Linked DNA regions of Mus musculus: region 2 is linked to region 1. The links are chromatin loops, found by intact Hi-C in ENCODE. Cell type or tissue: heart. All regions are shown on one strand. Each heading gives the region's core, and the rest is flanking DNA. Links, peaks and the distances in the headings are about the cores only.

Evidence for each region. A loop is a pair of places that touch in the nucleus more often than their neighbours do. Peaks named below come from ENCODE experiments on the same cell type or tissue, not always from the same donor. Only the 100,000 strongest peaks of a DNase experiment are listed, where the experiment ranks them.
Region 2: it touches region 1 in a loop (13-fold over the local background); 14 of 42 quality-filtered maps call a loop at or near these places.

What each region holds. Positions count from the first base shown.
Region 1 is chr14:54,147,818-54,157,541 of GRCm38, reverse strand. It overlaps Tcra, Tcrd, Trdv5, the pseudogene Traj61, the pseudogene Traj60 and Traj59, and 1 more gene. Among named protein-coding and RNA genes, the nearest start is that of Gm30275, 27 kb to the right of the region's middle. In heart, for the core only: a CTCF peak has its summit at 4,497 (motif pointing right); a DNase peak (open chromatin) is centred at 4,481; H3K27ac peaks cover 643 bases.
Region 2 is chr14:53,876,415-53,886,138 of GRCm38, reverse strand. It overlaps Tcra, Trav21-dv12 and Trdv1. Among named protein-coding and RNA genes, the nearest start is that of Gm30392, 110 kb to the left of the region's middle. In heart, for the core only: a CTCF peak has its summit at 4,684 (motif pointing left); no DNase peak of the experiment used is centred there.

The DNA of each region.
Region 1 (9,724 bases), core at 531-8,530:
TTGTGTGGTTCTGTGGGAATTAGGACAGAGCTTTATCCACTTGCGGGTGGATCAGGTACTTTTAATTTTTTTTTAGCTTGACTGGACTTGAATTTTGGCAGACATAGAAGCAAGAAGCCACATGCCCATCAGTTGGTGTGAAAGAAAAAAAAATTCTCAAATCGCATTTAGAAAGATGGTTAGATAGCCTCACACTTACCTGGACTCACTGTGAGCTTTGCCCCCTTCCCAAATGACAGCTTAGACCCAGTGCCTTGCTGCACACTGCACTGAAGGGCTTTGCAAAAACTCGTGGCATCAACTGAACGAGCACAGCTTTGCAGAGCTCCCAAGGACTAGAAGTTTCCTCCACTGTGCGAGTTTCAGAATAGGAATAAGCGATACCATCCTTTTAGGTGTCCTGGGGTGCTGGGGCCGAGATCGTGTCCAGAGATGCGATTTTTACTTGTAGATGCTGGAAGGCTTTGCAAGCCAATTCTATCACACCATCCATGGTCCAAAGCCATCAAATCATGCAGTCTCACCTAACGTAAGTTCCTCTAGGTCAGCTGTGCAGGGAGTTCTGGTCAGTATCTGAAGGCCAGGCACGTGTTGCACATGTTTTTTTTTTTTTTTTTTTTTTTTTTTTTTTTTTTTTGCCTTTCCGGCTCCTGCAGGTAGCTGTCCCTTTCTTTTGTTGGCACGTTCAGTTGCTGCCCTGACTCAGTTATTCTCCCTGATTCCCTAGCTTCTCCCATTCCCAGCCATAACACAGTGGTCTTATCTCTTTTTGGAACCTGACATTTTATTTTGGCTAACATTTGCTTAAATGTATACAAGTAGCGGCCATGCAGCGGCTAGTGTTGTTTCCCTCCATTGGCTCCGGGCAGGTCAGAATTATGAGGCATCTTGGTTCTGCCCTGGACTTGGGTATCGGTCTCAGCTGTGTGACTTTGAGCAACTAACTTCACTATGTCTCTGAGTTTCACTGTCCTTATTTGCAAAATTAAAGCATTAGGAGATCATTAAGGACTTTCTAAGCTGTTGAGTTTTTCGTTTGCATTCCTGGATTTAATTTATTCAAAAAAAATGCCGTGCCTTTTTTACCCCCTGGCTCATCTAATTCTCCTCATCTCCTAAACAAAATCAAACAAAAAGTTAAAAAAAAAAAAAAAAAGGAAAAGTAGGTCTCTGCTTAGCATACTGGGAAATGGTGTTTCCAACCCTACCATCTGCCTGCGTGTTTGATCTTCTTAGAAGTCTGAAGTCAGAATTTTGGAACCAAATCCTTAGGGAGAGGTATATTTTCTGAAAGGAATCCAGATAATTCAAACCCAGCAAATAAACCGACACCTTTGGTTTAAACACAGGTCTTCCTCAGCTTCATACCCTCCAGTTGCAAAGGTAGCTTTATCTTCTCTTTTTAGTAGGATGGGCTGTCTGTCCTTGAATCCCAAACTGACCTCCCAGCTTCCGCCCATTGGATAGGGCAACTCATTGTGCCTGTGTGCTCCAAGGCTCCAGGCCCCAGGTGATGGACTGAGGTCTGCTGAGGCTCCTTGGAGCGAGGTTCAACAGGCTGAAGAGCTACTAAGCTCCTACCTAAAGTAGAGGTCCTTAGTGCTTCTTGCAGAGTGCTGGGTCCTGAGCCTTAGAGTGGGGCAGGGACACTTTTCCCTCACACTCCAGGTCAGTCTCCAGGGAGATGAAGCAGGAACGGGAGGCAGCATCTTGGACTGTCATTTGAGACTATCTCTCTTTACTAGTGCAGGCCTAGAGAAGGACAGACTTTGTCTCTGGTTTCACAAGGATTGGAGACTATTTCTGGAAACCTTGCTAGGCGATTCCTTGCCCATTCTGTTCTATAGATGATAAGAAGGCAACTCTTGGTGCCTCACTACTGACCCAGATCAGAGAAGGAGAGCTCTGGGGGCCATAAAGTAAATGAGGCAGGCCAGGCTTCCCTTTCTACTACACAAAGACACAGAGTACTTCCTTGGGTACCAGGAGCTCACTCAGAAATACCATTCTTCAGACACTTTCTCTCTATGGATTTAGCTTAGGAAAACATGCAACTGGGGAGATAACTCTTCCTACAAAGTGAGTGAACACACACTAGAGCCAGTCAGAAAGAACACTGTTAATTACCTGGTGTTGAAGGTTACCCATGTGATGCACATTTTTTCTTTCTGAAGCCACATCACTCAGGGCCACTGTTAACTATGTCCTAGGCTCACGACAAAGTCCACTACTGTTCGTTCACATCCCTGGTCCATTGACAAAAGCCTTTGCGTCTCTTGGGACATTGACAATGTCTTTTTAGAAATCGGCCTGGATGATTCGTGGGAAAATTGTAGGTTGTTAATAAGTATTTGTTAAGTTGAATTGTATTAAATATCCATATTTTGTTACTATTCCTGAAGGAACACTTCCATCTCCCTCCAGCAATTTTCAGGTAGAAAAAAAGTAATTCTGTCAGATGTTACTTGCTGAGTTTCATGAGTCTTCCAGTCATGGCTCCAAAAAAAAAAATGCCAATTTCCTATTAATTCTGTACCCACAGAAGTGAGCACCTTTACAAAAACCTGCCGTCAGCTTGGTTCAAAGGCAATGACTTTGCTCTTTCTTCACTCCAAAGAGATACTCCGTGTTCCTCAGAGAGGCCCATCTTCCCTGAGAAGGGACTGCCTTCCTTTCCTCTTTTGGAGGAGAAGTAGGGGGGAAGAAGAGTTCATTTTAGGATAAAGATGATAAATAAGATTTCAAAAATCTTATCACACCAGGCAGTTTTTTTTCCTTCCAAATTGATGGCTTTGCCAAAGGCTGTTTTCAGCACTCCTCTCTCTCCAGATGCAATAATAACTGGATTTCAAGTTGGCATCTGGACGTGGACCTCCAGGCTCCGATGAGTTGCACACATTAAACCAAGACATTCTGTTACCCTCCAATAGAGAAACATGCCTTCCTTTCTCTTCTTGCTGGGCAATGGGAGAATTCAAGCAGCATGCACTCGGTGCTATAAACTCTTAAAGTCTTGGGACAGGATCACTGTTCTATATAGTGGGACTCTGGAGTGAGAGCCCTGGATTGCCAAGTGCAAATTGCTCACTGGGAAGGTAAAGACAAATTTACTCAAGGTCATGTAAGTAGGTTTGAATCATAGCTAGGATTAGAATTCAGGGCTTTTGGGTCCTAGTACTGCCGTCTGCTTCTCCCTTCACGTGCCACAAGAGAACAGGACTTTTCCTGGGCACTCTCTCCCCACAGAAGCTATTGGCTGGCCCAGGGAATGATTCTCCCTCTTAAATAGTGAATATGGCACAGTGAAGAAGGACATGGCAAATGAGAGATAAAAAGCCTTCATTTATTTCCAATGCTGCAGGCAATAGCAATTGATAGCAAGGGAAATGGCCCGTGGGATACCCAGGGAAGCCAAGGAAAAGACAGAGATGGAAAAATTTGCCCTTTACCAAAAGGATAATCCAACAGAGAGTTGGCTCTGATTAGTCTCTCTGCAGGACTTAGAGGGAAGGACACCTCATGCACAGAAGGTAAATACATAATAGTGTGGTCCTGCTTCCTCCTCTCACTTTCATCGTGTGAATAGAAGAGCTCTCTTTCTCTCCGAGTGTAGACAGGACCCAAGAATGCTTCTTACCAGTGTGCTCCAGGGAGCCACTACCAATTGTCAGCTCTTCATAAGTGAGATGCAACCTGTTGGGGCTTGATTATCAGAAGGATAACTGTGAAATAGACCCCACAGATGGCTGAGAATTCTGACCTGCAGGAGTCAGTCACAGTCCCATCAAAAAAAGGTATCACCGACTTGGTTGAGCCAGGGCTGTTCTTCCCACAGGCTGCTCCAGAGATGGCATCCGTGACATAGTAGAATGTCCCATAGCCCTCAGAATGTTTTTTAAAAGCTTTATAGAGAGTAGCACTAGGGAAACATCATGGTAGAGTTCTTCATCCTTATTCTTGCCCAAATCCGCAAGGTCTTTCTTCAAAGCAGGAGCCTTTGCATTATCTCTGCCTGCAGATGTGCTGGTCCTTGTCTTTCGTTGGTGTACTTCTTCGTATCCATTAAGCCAGGTTGTCCCCAGGAATCTTGGAATGGAAGGTGCCACAGGAAGACAGGGATGTCAAAGCTCTTTTCTGGACACTTGGCCCACACACACACATTCCAAATGCTTCTGAGATTTCCATCTTAGACACATATCTGAGTATTCCACAAGATAGCTAGTGTCCTGTATTCATCATTTTGTAGGGAAAATATCCACTTCTCTGGGTCTCTTAGAGTACTATCTCTTATCCTTGAAGCCCGTCCTCTTTTACTGACTGGTGAATAGTGAGCTCATAGGACCAATACAGAAGCAGGTATCAGTCTCGGGGATGATGGGGAATGGAGACAGAGAACAGCTTTGAGATCAGCTGTGAAAAGAGAGTGTTTTCCTTCTTTGACCTATTTTTTTTTTTGAACTCCAGTATGACCTGTTTATGGAGATGGGCTAGTTAGAGCAGCAGGGGGCGCTGTGAGGTCAAAAAACAAAGCCACCCAGCTCAAAGGACACTGGAAGGAAGAACAAACATCTCTCCCCTGTTTTATTAACCACATTTGTTCTTTGGCCATTTCATACATATCTACAATGCGTTCTGATTTCCTTCACTTTGCCTTCTCTATCTTTCCCTTCCTCCAGCCATCCCCCTTCTGCCTTATCGGTCCCTTTCCCATGGTTATGACTTTGTGTTTAGTTTTGTGTTCCACTGAGTAAAGCCAGGGCAGGGCCATCTGTGTGACTATGGGTATGGAGCTATCCAATGAAGTCTGGTTATGATGAGTGCTGGGTACACATATGAAGATAACCGTACCCCAAATCCACCATTATCCAATAGTTCAGCAGAGGTAGGGCCCCAGGAGATCTGTCCTTATCCATGATTGGCAGGCTCAGTGCAGGCAACTGCAGCTGCTGACTTCCTGATTACAATGGCTGGGTCACAATCAGACAATAGTATTTTGCAGCCCTTCTCTCTGTCTTATGGTTCTTGCATCCTTCCTAACTATTTTAGTAACAGCGGTTATCAAGACTCAGACAGAAGGATAAAGGAGGTTTGTTTACCCCTCTTGATTGGTGGTTTAAAGCTAAGGAAAGTCAGGCCTGGTTTTTAGGTTGCTGATGATGCCTGAAAACTTCCAGTGACCTGAGAGCTGCTTGCTGCACACAGCAATGCCCTAGGGAGATGGTTAGAGCTCTTGAGAGCATTAAGTCAACAGTGGGCTACAAAATCTGGACAGAACTTTGGGCTCACTCAGTCAAATAAAAGTTACAACCTTTGGGAGGCCTAAGAACAGTGGGCATAAAGACCAGTTTTGCATGTTCCTCAGGCTATTTGGGTTTTTGGGGAGAAGATAGCTGGCTCAAATCTCTGGGGAGCGCAGTGCTCTATGACAATGTGTTTGCAGCACTGACAGCATAAAGAGAAGATGTTTTGGGCTAGTGAGATAACTCGGCATCTAAAGGCCCCTGCTACTCAGCCTGATGGCCAGAGTTTTATCCCCAGATCCACAAGGTAGAAGGAGACAATAGAATCCTTCAAGTTGTCTTCTGACCTCACATGTATGTTGTGGTTTGTGGACAACACATGCTAGTATGTTCAAACACACACACATACTCACATACACACAAACACATACTCACACGCATTTGAAAATGTGAAAAGATATTGTCTTTAGATTTTTTTTAAACCATTGATTGATAGAACAAGTCTTTAGCTAAATTTAGCAGCCATTTTTTCCTATTTAACTAGCATTCTCTCTGAATAGTTTTGAGAACAATGCCCTTAGGGCTATATTAATCTGTGTTTGATAAGTAGGCGCTGGAGGTGGTATAGTCCTGGCAGGGTGTCTTCAGAAGCCTCGCTGACTTACTGTGTGACCTTCTCAGAAGTGCCCTTTCTGAAGAATGCCTTTCAAGAAAAGTTAGAAGGACATTGGAGCTGAGAGATGTCACTTACACCACCGGCACAGTGTCCAGCACCTGACTGTACGTGTCTTGTGTGAGGGCCTGTGGAGCCCATGTCTGTGTTCTTGGGTGTGGTCAGATGTCCCTGAAGTTGGGCAATAGGAGGAGTAGTCAGCTATTCATCAAGAAGATGGTTTAGTCTAGGGCTGGGCTGGGGACCTGGATGCTCTGAAAATGACTTCTGTCAGCAGGGGCTGGGTGTGTGCAAGGATTCTTCCAAGTGGTAGCCCCTGAGAAGGTGAGCATCCTTTTTCCTCTGAATCTTCCTCTCCAACATCCAGGGCATCATCCTTATGGATGCTCACAATGGGTTGCTGGTCCAGGTGATATTTTTCTTGAGAACTCTGCATGCCCGTGGTTGCATGGAGATACAATTCAGGAAGTCAAGTGAAAGTTGAGTTCCAGATAAACAATGAATACTTCTTTTTAAAAAAATGTACAGTGATGTTCCAAATATAGCATGTTCCAGACATTTGAGGTAACCATTGGCTGTTCTCTTGTATTTTTGTTACTCCCCCCTCTCTTTCTTTCTGTCTCATTTTCCCCCTGGAGATGGAGCCCAGAGCCTCATGTATGCTAGGCAAGGGTCTTACTGATGAAACACCCTCTGCCGAGTCCCACTGGAGAACTCTTCAGTGAAGCAGTGTTCTTTTACTGCACATCTATTTACTGAAAGACAATGAACTGGGGGTTGGGATACATCAGGATCAGTGAAAAATTGAATGTTGTCATTAGTTTGTGTGCATGTGTGTGTGTGCATATGTGTTGAGATGGAAAAAAGTAATTTTTTTTTAACAAATCTGGTATCAAGCTGAGGGAAAATTTCAACACAGATGTAATCAAGGGTGGCAACGAGTAAGTAACTAATTGGAGTGGCTGGGGACACTGAGCGGAGCTGAGGTTGCTGAAGAACGAGGTAAGGGTTTTAGATAGCTAGAACAGGGAGGCAGATGGAGGACGACAAGAAAGGCTATTGCACCCATGGCAAATGGAGAGAGCAAGCAATAGTCCTAAGGCAGGGTAAGAGGCAAGAGTCAGAGCTTTGCTGGGTCTCAGAGACCCAGGCAAAGAGGAGCAGTTAGCATTATAAAGACCCAGAGAATGGATAGTCCAGGACAAAGGGTGAAGCAAAGGGACCAGTTAGGACTAAGTAGTGATCCCAGTAAGAGATGGCAATGTTTGCATGAGGGGGCAGCTGGGATGGGAAAAGCAGATGAACTTGTGTTTAGAAATGCCAACAAGCTGGGCCGTGGTGGCGCACGCCTTTAATCCCAGCACTTGGGAGGCAGAGGCAGGCAGATTTCTGAGTTCGAGGCCAGCCTGGTCTACAGAGTGAGTTCCAGGACAGCCAGGGCTATACAGAGAAACCCTGTCTCAGGAAAAAAAATGTAAACAGGTCTTACTGATGAAGCAGGTGTAGGGAAAAGGGAGGAGAGGAACCTTCGAAGATACTCGTGGGGATTGTAGTGAGTTAGTGTTTCTGAGTCCAGAGCAAGGCTTCCTAAATTTTTGGTGCATGTGAATGAGAGAGGATGGCTCAGGGGCTCCAGACACCCCAGGCGTAGGAGGCTTCTCATAACAGTAACCCAGCAAGCTTGTAGCTCACTCATTGCAGTTTACCTGCCCCCCAAGCTCTCTTTTGGGCAGGAACTTTACAGCTATAGCCAAGTGTAGGCTCTACCAAGAGACAGGGAACCCTGTCGGGCATTGCAGTGAACACTGCCAGGCTCAGCAAGCACCACCCCAAGCTTTAAAACCAAAGGCTTCTAGGGTCCTGCCTGCCCATTTTTCCATCCTTACACAGAGGGACTTACTAATTTATTTTCCATATTGAATACTATCTACTGATTCCATTTATTGAGCTCTACAAAGTCAGATACAAAGACACATGTCAGGCGCCCTGAGACAGGACTACTGGAAGTATAATTCTATGATCAGAGAATATAAGCATGGCAGGTAAGGTACTTTATACATTAGCCATCCAAAGCACGCCATTGTGGGGGCCCACAGTTTCCTTCCCCCATCCCCCTTCCCCAGCCCCCCTCTCACTCCTCCCCTCTACCCCGCCCCACCTCTACTTTTAAAAGAGTCGTTCATTTTCATTGTTAGAAGTATCAGTTCTAGATGGTTTGAAAACCAACATTTCTGTAAACCACAACAGTTCCTTGGTAGAGGTATTCACCCCCACAATTCCAGTTAATCCAGTCACATGACAGTCATGTGAGGGGCTGCCTGCCTCTCCTCCTTTCCCTCCTGTCCCCTCCCTAGACAAAGCAATAGGGATGGTTAAAGAGAGTCCAGCAGCCCTCCTCCACGCTGTGCCCCTGTACCGACTGGAAGGATGATTCTTGCCGCGACCCTTACCCTTCTGTTTGCCTGTAAGAGGCGTATTTCCCGCTTGCTGCACCCTGCTTCCCTCTCTCTGACCTTCGGAAGCTTGCTCTCTGTCTCTACACACTTAGGTTTCAGTCATTCTCTGCCCGTGACTTTCATTCCTATCGTCTGTTGAGTCCCTCTGAGCTGGTCAGTGTCTGGGATGCAGACGCTACTATGGCCTCCTTTCTTCTTCACAGACAAGGATGTGCTGTGCATCACGCTGACCCAGAGCTCCACTGACCAGACAGTGGCAAGCGGCACTGAAGTAACACTGCTCTGCACGTACAATGCGGATTCTCCAAACCCAGATTTATTTTGGTATCGCAAAAGGCCAGACAGATCCTTCCAGTTCATCCTTTATAGGGACGACACTAGTTCCCATGATGCAGATTTTGTTCAAGGTCGATTTTCTGTGAAGCACAGCAAGGCCAACAGAACCTTCCATCTGGTGATCTCTCCAGTGAGCCTTGAAGACAGCGCTACTTATTACTGTGCCTCGGGGTATCACTGTGGTGCAGGTGCCCAGGGAGCCTGTACCCAAACCCCTGGAGCACAGTTTAGGAGTGCCCTCCCCATCCCCCTTCCACAGAAAGTCACATGCCAGGTTGTCAGGCATCTGGCACTCCCAAGTGACTAGGAACGAAAGGCCTGGCCACAGCCAGGAAAGACTCTGGCTTCCAAGGAGCACAGCACCTCTCACTCTGGGTTCAATGGGCCTTTGTCAATGGAGTCACTTGTGGTTGGCTATGGAGAACTACAGCTTGAGGAACTACCATATCTCAAGTCCATGCTGTTCCCCGTGAGGATATCAGAATGGTGTGCCAAGGACACCATTGTCAGCGTTTTTATCTCTGTGGTTGCCCAGTCATTACTGTGTATTAGTAGGCTTTCTCGTTGAGACTCCAAGTGGACTCTTAAACCCACCCCTATCTTCTTCTTTCTGCATCTTGATGTGCTATGTCATGTGCCCTAGGCACTCTCCGATGCTTCTATTTTAGTTATTTTATTTGGACAGCATTTCTCCCTGAAGATCATTTTGTGGAAGAACAGCCTGGCCAATTGTCTAAGAACCAAGAACGCCATTTTCTAAGGTGTCAAGTGTGGAGTTCAATGGTGTCCTAAGAGAAAACCATTTTCTCTTGAAAAATATTGGCCATGTGATGTCGAAGCAGATGCCCCTTCAGGCTCTGAGTCTTGGGCTCACCTTTGTCTACTTCTGTTAACATCTGTATCCTAGATATACCATTAAAGTTATTAGATACAGACTCGGGGATGGGAGAGCCCAGATGTGAGGAACAGTCTCCTCATCTCACAGCTGGTTCACGACAGCTAGGAATGCATGCTGTATT
Region 2 (9,724 bases), core at 1,218-9,217, 270 kb after region 1:
GCTCTAACTGTGGTTCCAGAATAATCTGAAGCCAGATATGGTGGCGCCTCCAGCTCTGCTCTTCATTCTTGAGGTTGCTCTCTGCTTCTGTGCATACATAGGAATTTTAGGATTATTTTTCCTACTCGTGTGAAGAACATTTTTGGAATTTTGTGGAAGATTGTATTGAACACATAAATTACGTGGCCATCCCATAACATTAATCCTGCAAAGGCTGACTATACACTGTATTTTTCAATCTATTGAACATGAACTTCAGGACCACGAAGCCGTTCCAGTTGTGCCAAGATCCTTTTTTTTTCTTTTAATTTTATTTATTCTTCAGAATTTCATATATGTTTACAATAAGATATGATTATATATACCTCCAGATCTCCCCTCCAGATCCCCCATTTTATCCTATTATACCATCTCCCAACTTACTCTACTCTGATATTTATTTGAATATAATAATGTGACATTTTCAATTTGTTTTCTTTCATCCTCATCTCATATTTTGTTTCATATGTTTTACTATTTTTTTCATTCCTCTTTATGTCGGTCAACTTCTGCCTGGGATATTTTTCAATCTATCTTTGGAGCTGTTTTTAGTGTAGATATGGTGGTGATAAATCTTTAGACTTTCTCCTTAAACATCATTGTTTCTTTTAATAGTTCTTATCTATAGCAGACTCCCAATCATTGTACATATTTGTACAGCACAATGCAGATTTATTTTTCTTCTGATTACCCACTGGCTCCATTTGCCCAGATCCAAATTCCCACAAAGAATTGCTCCCAAGGATGTCAAGTTGGTGACTGCTCATGGCACACTAAGAACAGCTGTTCTGGGTTCGTGCCTCTTATGGAAATTTATGCTGCTCTGAGTGAAAGCAGTGCCCCGTGGCTCAGCCTTGTTCAGTTTGTCAGATCAGATGAGGCAGAATTGCAGAATGCTTTTCTCCAACAGAGGGCTGTTGATGGAAAGGGTGACATGAAGACCAGAACACATGCCATGCCATGTGTCTCCTTATCACCTGCTGACAATGTCATGGACTTAACAATGCCTTCCTCTTGATGTCAGTAGCTTACTAACCTTTTGGGACATTGCATGCTTATCTTTAAATACCCATGACTCCTCTTTGTGTTTGCAATCTTTATTGTTTCTAGCATTCTATTGCAGACAGTATTTCCCAATTAGAAAAATGAAGCTTTAGGAAGAAATGCAAATATGTACACTCTAGATGTGTATTTGCACATGCGTACAACATGTGTGTGGATAAGTTCCACTTACACACTTTTCTTTCTTTTTTACTCTTTAATCTTTTTTTACAGTCCAGTAGTTATCCCCCTCCCAGTCTGCCCTAACTGTCCCTCATCCCATATCTCCCTCCCCATCTCCAGGAGGATGTCCCCACCCTCCCCCAACCAGACCTCCCCACTCCCTGGGGCTTCAAGTTTCTCCAGAGTTAGGTGTGTCTTCTCTCACTGGGGCTAGACCAGGCAGTCCTCTGCTGTATATGTATGAGGGAGGGGGCTCATATCAGCTGGTGTATGCTGTCTGGTTGGTGGCTCAGTGTCTGGGAGATCTCAGGGTCCAGGTTAGTTGAGACTGTTGGTTTTTTTATGGGATTGTCCTTCTCCTCAGCTTCTTCCAGCTTTTCCCTAATTCCACCACAGGGGCCCCCATCTTCTGTTCATTAGTTGGGTGTGCATCTGTGTATGATGAATGTGTATGTGTGCATGTGTTTATCTATATGTTTCATGCATGAGTATGTATGTGATGTGTACATGCTATGCATTTGTGTATGATGAGTATGTGTGTGACGTGTGCATGCTGTGCAGCTGTGTATGATGAGTGTGTATGTGTGCATGTGTATGAGTTTATGCATGATGCATGAGTATGTGCGTGTGTGTGTGTGTGTGATGTCTGTATTCTGTGTATGTGTACATGTGTATATCTGCATGTATTATGCATGAGTATATGAGTTTGTATATTGTGCAGCTGTGCTTGCTGGGTGTGTGCTGGAATAAGGCTGTCTGTTTATTTAGGTGTTCAGGTTCCTGAGTGTGAGTGAAGGCAGGAGATCACTATCAGGTAGCATTCTTCAGGAGCCGTACACTGGATTTTTGGAGTCAGGGTCTCTCACTGGAACCTAAGGCTATCTTGTTAGGCTGAGCTGGCTCACCAGAAAGCCTCAGATAGTATCCAGTCTCTGTCTCCTTGACTTTTTACCAAGGTGCTAATGGTCCAATCCTCATGTATGTGGGGACAGCACTTTAACCAAATGAGTCATCTCCTCAGCAATAATAGTACTTTTAAAAAAATCTAAACAGAAAATATTCAAGCTGAAGTTGTACCTAAGTGGTAGAGCATTTGCTCAGCACACACAAACCCAAACCAGACTAGTAAACATTATTACCCAAACAAACAAAAATCAAAGTAAACACTATACATAGAATATATGTTAATATGTAATAGAATATATGTTAAATGTTGGCCTTAGCCAACATAAAAAAGATGATTTCCATTTTATGCATAACTTTCCTTGAAGCCACATCACTAGGCAATTTCTGAGAGCAGGAACGTTCCATTTCCTTCTCTGAATTTGAAGAACAGAGAATCTCACAGTTAGATTGGAACCATGTTGATCCGTTTAGGAAAATATTATCTAGAGAGTTTTGACCAATTTGAGATTACCGTTTAATTAATGGTGGAGATATTATTTTTAGGAACTTCCTGCCTCTGCTGCCATCAGAGAACATCAGTCATTGCTCTGTGCTGCCCGATAGTGGTCACAAGGTGATGGAGAAGGTCAACAGGCAGAGGCGCAGTGGCATGATTCCAGATGTGTGTGCTTTGATGCCTTGGAGCTGCCCAATGTCTTCAAGGACAAGTGGGTGGGATGCACATTTACACCATGGGTAAACAGGTACTGGCACCTTAAGCAAAGCAGCTGCCAAGGACTGTCCTGTCCCTTGTCCCCTCCCTTAATAAAGCTTTGTATACAAAAAAAAAAAAAAAGAAAAAGAAGAAAAAATGAAAATATTCTAACTATTAAATGTGAGTAATGTGTTGGTTGCTTAACATATGTAATACACATAAGCAAAACAGTATGATTGTATCCGTTTTATAAGGGGAAGATGAAACCTTAGAAATGTATAGTGTTTGGTTGGCCCTTACATAGTCCCTAACAAACAGGTCTGCTTCCTTCCTTGCTTGAGCATTTTAGCATCTCCAACAGGTATAAAACCTCTTTGTCTCTAGCCTGTGTTCTTTGCTTGGCTTAGGTGTTCAGTCAGTGCTTTGACACAGGCTCACTAGTCTAACAGGTGTGGAGGGAGTAGGTGAAGGAAGCTGTTGGTCTTTTTATATTGAAGCAAAGTGCGAAGGAGGTCTTCCAGTTGCAGGTGCGCAGGGAGATACAGAGAATGGAATGTGAATGAGACTAAGGGGCCAGGCTAAGGCTGGATAGGTCACTGTTCATCTGCCTTTTGATCTGTTTGATTATTTCTGTATTTATGATGTGACTGTTGAAAGAACATGCTGCCTATAATGACTCTTCTGTCTAACAAGTGTCATGATATAGTCTTAACATGCTCCCAAACATGGGGAAGGGCTCAGACTTTCTTTCTGTTAGTGAGGAAGGTAAACAGCAGGAGGGCAGTGTGTTCTTCGGAACTAGGAGGCAAGGGATTTGTGCATATATTTAAATTATTGAAATTTGGACCGTTTGTATATTTGTAATGTAATGTTACTGGTGGAAAGTCCTTGTAATGCTGAAGGCACAGCCTCCCATTGCATCATGCCCATGCCTCTCCTATGGGATGAGACAGCTGTACCCTCCAGTCGCTAGTCCTGTCTCAGGAGGGCTGTGTCAGAGCAGCTGTGACCCAGCTGCAGGTTTGGAGACAGCCTGTGGCTGACTGTAGACCACTGTGCTTTCCCTCCACAGAGGTAAGTGCCTGAGTGGCTGGGCTGGGAGGCTTGGATCCACAGGGAACTTTGTTGCATTTTCTTATCCAGATTAGCGGTTATTTTGTCCTTACTTTTCTCATCTCCTCCTTTCTGTAATGTCACCAAGGAGACGAGGCTGCCATCATCCCCCTGCCTATACCAGAGTAAGGCATATAAAGATGTTGATAAATTGCAGCTCATGGTGACTTCATCTCCTTCTTGGATTGTCAGAGACTGAGGACTCTGATGCAACATTTGGGTGTTGACCCCTGTTCAAAAATGCAATGAAAAGAAAACACAAGAGGCAGTAATGAGATCTTACTGGCTGTAGTATAGAGATGGTGAATCCCCTACTCCATATTTCCCAAGTGATAGCATCATTATATCAACCCACATTATGGTCTTTTTTGGATATATGAACATACACACACACACACACACACACACAAATATATATATATACACACACATACAGAAGAGCCCCCCCCCGGGAGGTCATCCTCACCTCATTGTTTTTCCAAATGAAATATGTACTCACAGGCAGCCTGAAATGTCAATAGCCAAGCAAGCACTTGAAGGCGCATCCCCATCACTTGGCACTGGTGAGTGCAGCAGAGTCAGATTTCTCTAAACGTGCTTCCACTGGGGTGGCTACAGAGCTCAGAAAAGACTGCCTCAGCCAGAGATCTTATTGGCCTCCTACTGCTCACCACCACACGAATGTAATTCAGATCCCTTTTAAAACACTGCCACCTTTTGGCTAGACTGAAAAATGTTAAGTAATGAGGATTTTTGTATATTTAATTCATATGATACAAATCTTACATCCTAGCATCCTAAGTAAAGACAATATAATTAGAATGGATATAACAGGTGATATGAGGGAAATGGGGGATACTTTGTGTTAAATCTTTAAGTGGAGCTGGGGAAAAGGAGCTAGGGCAGGGCCAAGAGTAGGGGTGGGTTAGCAAAACTTAGGGTGTGTGAATAGTCTTATGGACTTATGGAAATTTACTGTTTGTAAGCTAATATGTATGTATGTAACATAGAAAGTGAGTTTGGCCAGTAGTTCTCTGCAGGGTTGGACAATGCTGCTCTCGGAAGACATGGGTAATTAAAATCTCAGCGCCAGGCATGAGATACTTTCCTATGAGTGATGGTCAGGGAAGCCCCGGAGGCGTCCAAAACAATGCCAGATGTTGCTGTTGCTCTTGGTTACCTACTATATCTAAAAGTTAAGACTCTATTTTGGAAAAATATTATCCACTTGTTGCAGAACATTGATTAGAAAACTCCCTGCTGGCTTGCTTTCCCATAGGAGAGATTTCATGTCTGGTACTATAAGCCTTATCAAAATCCCACAAAGTGTGGGGGGGAAATCACAGGCCCGAGGTGGAGGTGGGTGGGTGGAGGTGGGCAGAGTTACTGGTGTTATTTCACTAAATGGTCATGCTGTCAAACTCTGTCCTTTTTTACTTGTGTTTATAGGTTTATTCTGCTCTTAACCTTGGTCAAAGAAGTTTCTTTTTAGGTGAGTGGTGGCTAGTACCGACACACATAACTCCTCAAAGTGCTGAGAATAAATGAGTGGGTCATCTATGTCAATCTCCCATCATTCCAAGCTCGGGGAACATGGTGGAAAGAGTGTAGGAGCTAGAGGCTGTGACAAATACTGCTGAATGCTGTCTTCTAAACATGACATGGCCGCCGCCCCATGTATCGACTCACAGCTCTGGCTGCCTGTGTAAGGGCTGCTTTTGTGTGACAGACTTTTCTTGGGCATGGTGCATAATGTGGATATACCTATTGATTTCAGAAAGTGAACCTAAATAATGATTTTGGGCAGAACAATGATTTTTGTCAAGCTCCAACTTGGTGACCCAATGTGCTTTTAATGGGGTTACTGGCAGGAATGTTGTATTCCTCCTTGTGAGGCAGGTTCTACTTAGTAGTCTCTTATGGGACAATTCAACTTATGCACATGGCCTGTGTGCGCATGCACACAGACATAGCACCTGTCTGCCGAGGCTACTGTTGGGAATAGGCCTCACATGACTGGACAGCATGTTAGGCTATTAGCATATCTTACAGGAGTCCCAGAGGTCTTCTATGTTTTCTAACCTATGTTGGTTCATCTGTGACCAGATTTTACATGAACCCAGTGAACAACCTCCAGTGACACCGAGGACTGCTGACCTTCGTTAAGGGAATCTGCTTTGATTACCAGGAGGACTTAGTTGGCTGTGGCTGACTCATGGAAAACTATCAGGCATATTCCGCATGCAATAGACTTTCTTACACTTTCCTGCTGTTTGAACCATGTTCCCATAAAAACAAGGTCCTGGTTACCATCCCATGAAGAGTGGGACTGAGGAGGTGAGTCTCAAGGAGTACTCTGAAGGTCTGCTGTCGACCACTCCAGGTGAATGCAAGTCGGTTTGAGATCCCAGCCACAAGAGGATACTAAAGTAAACCCTCAATAAGATTCAATACAGCTGGAAACAATTTTATCACATGTGTCAGTCATTTTCTTAAAGGTTCAATATTTGGTACATGAGTATGGATGGGAGGTATCACCTTAGCTGGCCTTCCATAATCCAAGTCAGTTTCCATAAGCAGCCCTGCCTTCTTATCCTAGGATGTGTTCATGGGAGCACTGTGCATCTCCCCACCCTAATGGGTTTATGTATCTGGCTCAATCTGACCTGACCCAGGTCCAAGGGATGTCTTACACTTGACACTTGATTTGGCTACTTGGGTCTGACAGGTTGGTTCTGGGTTGAAGCTACTGTTATTATGTCTTTCTCAACCACACTTGAGTGATGAGACAGCTCTGGGTCTGGCAGGTTCTGAGCAGGCACTGTAGCTGTAACCACCGTCATTTTCCCCCAACCCCCACCATATTTTGATGTCGTGTGAGCCCCTGGTCTTGCAGGCTCTGAATGGGCACTACAGCTATAGCTGTCTGTGTTCTGTCCCTCTCTTCTGTGGGAGCTCTAGGTGGATGAACAATTTCCACCCTTACCTGACTTTGCTGTGGGAGAGTAATGTATGCAGCTTGAACTGCGGGCATGACTGTCCACCCTGGGGACAGACTTAGTCTTTCTTTTTTCAACTATGTTATCATTAATGTCTTGTGAACCCTTGCTCTGACCTTAAAGTCTTCCAGAAGCTCATCAGCATATCATTTGGCTTTCTGTAGTTTGTTTTTCCTTAGGAGCCCTGGCTTGCCACTTATCTTGTCACATTTGTCTTCAAGTGATCCAGGTGGAACTCTTTCCTGGCTTTGAACTTTTAAAAGTCTTCTCTAGAAGGTTTTATTATCACTGTACAAACTTGATTTGCATGCTTATCTACGTAGCTCAGATCTGTCACAACCACTCCTACGTCATAAAGATCACATCCTACAATGGGACTCAACAAAGCCACAAAAGCTGCATCCGTGTATTAAAGTCCCCACTGAATGAAGTCTGCGAACAGAGTCCTATCTGGTCCAGTGATCTAGGGATCAAATACAGCTTCTCTTATTTCCAGCTTCATCAGCAATGCCTGTGTTTATGGTATTGTTTCATATTTCTGGATATTTATGGGGACCTCCGATGGAGATACTAAGTGCTTCTAAAGGCCCTGACAACATAGTCCATCAGGTTATTTATCTCACATTGTTCCAGGTTACATAGCCTTTGCTGTGGAGGAGAGATGCCTCCACAGCAGTCAGACCACATCCTCTCCCATGCCACAGCCTCATGGGCCAGGCTGTGGCAGGATCTGTCACTGCTTGTTAAAAAGTTTTCTCCAGTTTGAGCAGTTTACATGCTGAGTACCTCCTGATTATAGCAGTTTCTCTCACCATATCTATCTTATCTTATAGCAGTTATCTTGCACATAACTAGGGTTACGCCCTAGTCTGCATTTTGGATCACATAGTTCCCCTTCTCCTCCCCTTAAGGTTGAGCCAAGGAGTATCATCTACCATGTTCTCCACCTCATTACTCCCTGGACATCAGTAATAGCAATTATGTTGTCCATAAAACAGTCCTTTCTTTATCCTATACAATATATTCATTTTCCTTTATTCTCATTACACTGAACAGATCTTCTAGGACAATGCTAAGTACACGTGGTAAGAACAGAACTCTTTCATGTTCCAGAGACTGGTTTGAATGACTTCAGACTCAACTCAATAAGTCTGAATGGAACTGCAGATTTTATGAAGTTGTCTTATCAGGCTAAGAATGTTCATGTCTAATCTCAATTCATGAAAAAAAATTAAATATAAAATCAACACCAAATTTTATCAAACAATTCTTGTATGTATTGACATTATCTGATATTTTTCTTGTTAATAAAATGTTTTGTGTTGTTTTTCATATAGTAAACCATCCTTAACTCCTCGATTTTTCTCTGTAATACAAGAATACTTTTACCAAGTGTGGTGGTACATATCTGTATTCCTGAACTTAAGAGATTGAAGCAGGATTGTTAGTTTGAGGGTAGACTGAGCTACAAATATGTTCATCTACCTACCTACCTATCTATCCATTCATCCATCTATCTATCTAGAGTATGTGTGTGAAAAATTACAATTCTGTTTATTATATCTAAGAGAAAATATAAATATTAAAATCAAACAGGTGAAATCATCATTTATTCACACTATGAAGTCATTTTTGGATATCATAAAGAAATATGCATGTATGAGCACACCTCAAACAATTGTAAATGAAAATATAAAAGTTAGCAGCAGAAAATACGTGCTGCACTTCAGTTTCTGTCATTGCCAGACTTCAAACTGTCAAAATTGATTATGATGGGAGTTAAATAAGAAGAGACATTGAGATGAGCATCAGGTTTTACTTGAGTAATGATGAAAATAATTTTATTCTTTTATGTAATAATGAAGATATTTTGATGCAGATGGAAAGTGAAATAGCCATCTGTTGCTTCAAAAACTGATTATTTGAACTGCATGCCACAGGGAGTAACATGAAAAGCATATACTTTTCGTAAGAGAAAATGGAAGAAAACCAAGACTTATTTCTTCTTCAGGGATGTTAGATAGACAGAATGACAGGTTCCTTGTGCTTGGACACTTCCCTGGCTCCATAAGGATTTTCTCATAATTTTTACTTAAGTTTATACAGAAAGAAGCTTTTTGTTGTTGCTATTAAAGGAAAAAGTCTGAAGTTCTCATCTCTTCTTACTGCAGGTCTAGAAATTGTGGTATCTGTCACCGTGCAGATATGTCCATCCTTCCACTACTATTAGCTGTTTTTGCCCAGTCGCAGAATCTCTTTCTCCATCCCTTCTTGGTGCTTCACTGTTTTCTCAGATTCCTGCTGAGCTCATTGCTCACTGAGGTGCAGAGGCCTCTTGAAATGGATGCCTCTGCTTCCCCTCCCCCATCGGGCAGATTTTGCACAGGTGCAGCCCTGTCTGTCACAGTGTGCTACTCTCAGGATACAGTGGTACACAGCCGCGTCTCTCAGGCTGACATGAGGCAGGATCAAGGTGCTTGACTTTCTGTCAGAGGCAATAGCCAGGAAAGCCATACTATTGGTTGTATTTTGTTGTAGACCGTGAGTCACATATTCTGGACCCTGAAGAGGAACCTGTCGGTACCAATAGATGTACTCGTTTCCACTGATTGTGGCGTGGCTACAAGGCAAGTGCACCGTTTCTCCTTCAGTACTTTCCATTGAATCTGGTTGTGTAGTCTTAGCATCACCCGCAATACCTAAGGAGTTAAGAAACAACAGTCAAGCTTTGGACCCTCAGAGATCAGAG